Linked DNA regions of Homo sapiens: region 1 is linked to region 2. Evidence: chromatin contacts called from ENCODE Hi-C or POLR2A ChIA-PET data. All regions are on one chromosome and are shown on one strand. The core of a region is the stretch at or near the end of the contact, and the rest is flanking DNA. Distances in the headings are between cores, read along the strand shown.

Evidence for each region. Hi-C counts contacts between places; a loop is a spot of excess contacts on that map. ChIA-PET counts read pairs that join two places held with the same protein, here RNA polymerase II (POLR2A). Pooled maps may share reads with other maps.
Region 1: a loop to region 2 is called in a map of heart left ventricle, with 2.9 times the contacts of the local background. The contact joins two enhancer-like sites. A Hi-C loop is called at or near these places in 9 of 168 maps with a recorded cell type or tissue (Caco-2, GM12878, HCT116 and 5 more), 2 of 37 single-sample maps with no recorded cell type and 24 of 50 pooled maps. POLR2A ChIA-PET finds 5 or more read pairs at or near these places in 4 of 52 experiments (BJ, MCF 10A, PC-9 and 1 more).

What each region holds. Positions count from the first base shown.
Region 1 is chr15:56,039,068-56,042,095 of GRCh38, reverse strand. No RefSeq gene overlaps it. Among named protein-coding and RNA genes, the nearest start is that of NEDD4, 47 kb to the right of the region's middle. RefSeq lists an enhancer at 731-1,930. Within about 2 kb of position 1,440, at least 11 of the 41 ENCODE cell types and tissues checked have a DNase peak (open chromatin) inside an H3K27ac peak, as active enhancers do; they include endothelial cell of umbilical vein and mammary epithelial cell, where a contact is called at or near this core.
Region 2 is chr15:55,896,098-55,899,156 of GRCh38, reverse strand. The region is part of intron 5 of NEDD4 (NEDD4 E3 ubiquitin protein ligase); the gene reads left to right. Among named protein-coding and RNA genes, the nearest start is that of NEDD4, 96 kb to the left of the region's middle. Within about 2 kb of position 1,401, at least 16 of the 41 ENCODE cell types and tissues checked have a DNase peak (open chromatin) inside an H3K27ac peak, as active enhancers do; they include endothelial cell of umbilical vein and mammary epithelial cell, where a contact is called at or near this core.

The DNA of each region.
Region 1 (3,028 bases), core at 191-2,690, 140 kb before region 2:
GAGTTGAACTCTGTGTCTCAAAAGTAACAAAAGGTCTCACATTTCATCCCTGGCCAGAAGGAGTTAGAAATGCCTGTTCTGGGCACCTTGCATCCAGGCAGTAAGTTTGAACCATCAATCTGTACTGGATCTGTGTTTCTTCCCTTCATGGTGTGGTTGGGATTGGTGTAGCTGTCAGGTGGAACTGTTACACCAAAATGTCCAGGGCTTAATGGAATCCATCATTAATATGGTCTCAAAGATTTTTACATATTTATAGTTTTCTCCATTCCTACATGATGACAGAATGTGAAGGATGTATTCACTTTTTGTGTCACAGCTAAAGATAATTATCAAGCTAATATATTCCTTGCCTGTTTATTTTTTCTTTAAAGAAAGGGTCTCGATCTGCTGCCCAGGATGGAGTGCAGTAGTACAATCATAGCTCACTGCAGCCTCAAACTCCTGGCTCAAGAGATCCTGCCACCTCAGCCTCTCAAGTAGCTGGGACTATAGGCATGCATCACCACACCCAGCTAATTTTTTTAAATTTTTTGTAGAGATGGGGTCTTGCTATGTCGTTGCCTAAGCTGATCTTGAACTCCTGGCCTCAAGCAATCCTTCTACCTTGGTCTATTTATATAAATATTGGTATTATATCCAGAACAAAATAATGGGGTATAAAAATGATTAAGACTTGACCATTTGCTATTATCTGAAAATAATCTTAACACACTAAATAATAAATAACTATATCCCACTCCTTAAATCCTAAAAAGCAGGGGTAGGGGAATCTTAAGTGGTGACCCTTTTCTGGTAAAACACTAAAAACCATCTTAAAATACTAAGAAAAATCTGAAACAATAGTAGAAAAATAAAAAATTCTACATATAATTTAAAGAAAGTTCTGATATGGAGGTTAAAACTGGATGACAGAGCCATTGACCACACTGAGGTGGCAACATCTTCAGTCACAGCTCACAGCAGTCGTGGGCTTTCCACGAGTGGGACTCCCTGGAAAACTTACACACAATCTGATCACTAAAAGCAAAGATCCTCAGGTATACATCTCAAAGAGAAGAGCCTTACATTTTCTCCTGTGTGACCTAAAGCAATGACATGGGATTTTTGCACCTCAGTTGCCTTATCTGAAAAAAATGGGATGCCTGCCTCCTAGGATTGTTTGACAATTAAGAGTAAAACTCTTAGATGAGTGCACAGCACAGTTTAACTGTTACCAATTAGTATTATTACCTCACACCTAAGGAAAGAAGGAAATAGACAAATGGGAAAAAAAAGGTGGGGGTGGTTAGAATTAGCTAAAGGTGATGCCCTAATCAAACAGCCCAGGGTCTCTCCCTTCTGGTCCTAAATTGTATTTCAATTCAGGAAATTCCAGGATTGCATCAGCCGAATGAGGTAACTGGCTTGTCATCTGAACACTTTGCCAGCACGTGATGCTATTATGTGAGCCCGCTGTTCCAACGTGAGTCACACATGTGAGCTGCAGCCACTTCTGCAGATGGAATAAAGTGTGTCAAGGTACAAGAACTGTACTTTCTCCTTTTTTTCTCACCTTGAACCTGAAAATCATGTGGGATTAATTTCCTAAGTATTTGCTCTACAGTTAACTCCAAATTATCCATGCTAGTGGAGGGAAAGAAAGACACAGATGGACATGAACAGTGACTGCTTCAAAAATGCCTTATAACTTGTGACTTTTGTAGTTAGAATTCTATATTGAGAATTGGTACCTAAATGTTCTGGAAACAAAACTTGAAGCAAAGTAAGTCTTGCTCGCCAGGCACGGTGACTCATGCCTGTAATCCCAGCACTTTGGGATAATGAGGCAGGTGGATGGCCTGAGCCCAGGAGTTCGAGACCATACTGGGCAAAATGGTGAAACCCTATCTCTACCAAAGAGATTTTTTTAAAAATTAGCTAGGCGTGGTGGCACATGCCTGTGGTCCTGGCTATTCAGGAGGCTGAGGTGGGAGGATCACTTGAGCTTGGGAGGTCAGGACTGCAGTGAGCCATGATAGTGCCACTGCACTCCAGCCTGGCCAACAGACTGAGACTGTCTCAAAAAAAATTAAATTAAAAAAATTTAAAATTAAAGTAAGTCTTGCTAGAAGACTGACCCCAGACAAACCAGAAAATTCATCCCAGACTTCATTCCATAACCTAGTACAAAACCATGCTGTTTTTCTCTTCTGAGGCAAGAGGAGCCATAGCATCTGATGGGGGACATTATCAGCCTAACTTGCATGGTTGCATTCTCATGCACTTCATGGGGAGAAGGAAGATAGTTAATCATTCCTGACAGCTGAATATAATTGTGACTAGAGCCTCAGTCTCTTTATCATTCTGAAGGTGGTATGCAATAGAAAGAAATAACAAAGAAAATGATGATATCACCTGAGAGTTTAAGTTATTTTTTAAAATTCATGAATAGTATAGTTTATGCAATACGTAGAAATCAGCTCTTCAGTAGACTGACCCTGGGAAAACTGGTTGGAGTTTTTTTGTTTTGTTTTGTTTACAAGGGTGGAGACAGCAAGGAAGGAAGGGAGAGAGAAATATCAGACTTACAATCAATGATACACACACACACACACACACACACACACACACACACACCAGTTTTATTGAGTTGTAATTACTTTTTGAGACAGGGCTGGAGTGCAGTGGCATGATTACAGCTCACTGCAGCCTTGAACTCCTGTTCTTAAGCAATCCTCCTGCCTCAGCCTGCAAAGTGCTGGAATTATAGGCATGAGCCACCATGCCTGGAGAGCTGTAATATTTTTTAGTGAACTCTACTATGTGGTAAAACTCTAAATCATGATTTTCAGTAAAGCCCACTGAAGCCAGTTCACCTACGAGATACTTTCTACAAAGTTTAACTCTTCAAGTATGCACACACTTTTTTAATGTATGAATTTAGAAATGATTGCCTAAACATTTTGTTTCTAAAATACAAGATGATGCACATATTCCATTTCATTATTTCTTTCTGCAGAACATAAATTCATGGTGAACGGAACCA
Region 2 (3,059 bases), core at 152-2,651:
ATTTGATAATTATTTTGTTTGTTGTTTAGAAATATTCTCTGGCCATATGTACAATCTTTACACATACTTCTTGCAGTGTGTTTATTGTACTGAGAAGAAATCTTTGTTTTCACTGATCACTGTGCATCATTTGTGCTTACTACCATTTGTTAATGAATAGGAAAAAGACTACTAAAAATCTAACAAACAGATTTTGCTTTTTAAAGGTCTTTTCTTGGCCAGGTACAGTGGCTCACGCCTGTAAGCCCAGCACTTAGGAGACTGAGATTGGAGGATCACTTTAGCCCAGGAGTTCAAGACCAGCCTGGGCAACAGAGTGAGACCCCTGTCTCTATTTAAAAAAAAATTGTTTTTAATTAGCCAGGTGTGGTGGCGCTTGCCTATAGTCCCAGCTACTCAGGGACTGAAGCAGGAGAATCACTTGAGCCCAGGAGTCCAAGTTGCATTGAGCTACGATTGTGCCACTGTATTTAGCCTGGGCAACAAAGTAAGACCTTGTCTCAAAAAAAAAAAAAAAAAAAAAAAGTTCTTTTTGTGAAATACAAAAGAGCAGAAGATATTATCCCAACTTCTGATAGGGCAGTCTAGGCAAGGAAGACAAAGAACATATATAAGATGTTTTGAAATTATTAAAGAAGGATCAGAGTGTTGAAATTATTGTAAGCATCAAGGCTGCTTGCCCGTGAATTAAGGAAGTTTGCAGGAGGATAATCTCAGTAAAGTCTGTAGACTGAAAACTTTCATAAATCCTGAGTTGTTAACAGTGTTTTCAGGCCCACTAATGCTAGTGTTGTTTAATACATAGAAAAAATTGAATATGAAGTTCAGTAGTTTGTAACTTTTAGATTCATTTACCTTTGAAAATGATTAAAACCGGAATCTGGAGCAATAAATCTAACAACCAAATGATGAGCTAAATAGTGACTTCCAACTATGTGCAGTGTGTTGGTAGGCCTTACACTATATGGAAAAACTTAGGAATTATTTTTAACCTTCCTTTTGGAACATTGTGTAAACATTCTTAGATTATACTTAAACTATTAAGTGGGGTAGTTTTATCTGAATCTAAGTCCACTTGAGTTGTGGATTTCACCTCTCATGGATGTGTGTTTTAATTGTGGGGTAATGTCAATGGAAGATCAGGGTTATAATATCATGGCATTTGAATAATAGAAATTCACGTAAAATATTCTAATCTGTCAAACTTTACCAACTGTGTGCAGATTCCACAGCCAAGGATGGGAGTGTGGCTCATGGCCACTAGAGGGCAGGAAAGGTCAGGAACCGGATGTGGAAGCCTGGGGAAAAGTATAGGGGAAAGCTTGGATCACCCCTTCGTAAGGAAGACAACTTGCCACAACTTGAAGCAAACACAATTCAGTCCCTGAGGCAGGAAAGACAGTAAACGATGCAGGAACATAAGCCACAGTCAAGGCCAGGAGGACACATGGGCAGGGAATTAATAAACCAGTCTGGAGCCCAAACCTTACCAGGCTGTCAAACTGCTGGCAGAAAGCTAAATGTAAGGCCAGGTTGAAGAAGGCAGTCAGATTGCAGGGAGTTGAGCAGGTCATTCGACCCTCACTATTATTGCTCCAAGTTGAACATACTGACCCTTTTGAAATGGGCAAAGTGGGACTTTAAGAATCTAGTGATTGAAAAGTCAAAGGAAATCTGATACCATCTTCTTTTGATATTGCAGCATTTCCTGTCACAACTCCTGATTTAGTTTTGTAATGCTAGAACTATTCCTATTTCCTTCTTGGAAAATTCCCTCCACGTCCTAGAGTACTTCCTCAGGTCTAAATAGCTAATGTTTACAAAGGAAGGATTAAGTAAGACGAAGATGACACAGCAGAGTTTTCCATTAAGACATGCCATATCGGCCGGGCGCAGTGGCTCACGCCTGTAATCCCAGCACTTTGGGAGGCCGAGGCGGGCGGATCACGAGGTCAGGAGATCGAGACCATCCTGGGTAACACAGTGAAACCCCATCTCTACAAAAATACAAAAAAATTAGCCAGGCATGGTGGCGGGCACCTATAGTCCCAGCTACTCGGGAGGCTGAGGCAGGAGAATGGCGTGAACCTGGGAGGTGGAGCTTGCAGTGAGCCAAGATTGTGCCACTGCACTCCGGTCTGGGCAACAGAGTGAGACTCCATCTCAAAAAAAGCCATGTCAATAATCATATTTAATATTTTATAAATTGTATATTCATAAATATATACAAATATATTTATAAATTATCATGTTTAATAATTTAGAATTTATCTTTAGGTCTTAAATAGATAAATTATGTTAAAACTATAAAGGTAAGGCACATTGGGCTATAACAAAGAATAAAAGTTTTCCTTAACATTTCTATATACATGAATAGAATTTTATCCTTTTCCTTTGCAGTTTTTACACAGATTTTAATTATATATGCATATTTGTCCACCATGCATGACTGGAGGCTCCATGATACCAGAAATACCCTCCTGAACTTAACCTGGAGCCTGACTCTAGAAGCTAGTCACTAGTATTTGTTGACCTCAAGGAATTTACCGTCTGGTTGGAGTGCAAGAGAACTATAATACAGATATTAAAAACAGATACAAAGGGAAGTAGAATTACAGAGGAGGAAATTAGCAATTTAGTATCATCAGGTAAATTTTTATTAAAATGGCATTGTGGCCAGGTATGGTGCCTCACCCTGTAATCCCAGCATTTTGGGAGGCCAAGGCAGGTGCATCCCTTGAGGCCAGGAGTTCGAGACCAGCCTAACCAACGTGGCAAAACCCCATCTCTACAAAAAAATACAAAAATTAGCCAGGCATACCGGTGCATGTCTCTAATCCCAGGTACTTGGGGAGGCTGAGGCAGGAGAATTGCATGAACCCAGGAGGTGGAGGTTGCAGTGAGCCAAAATCGTGCCATTGCACTCCAGCCTGGGCAACAGAGTGAGACTCTGTCTCAAAATAAATAAAGACAAAAGTGAATAAAATGGCATTGAGCTGGGTGTGCTGAGTGAGCTTGAGAGGGCAAAATATAGGATCATTGCAGCTATTGGGGGGCTT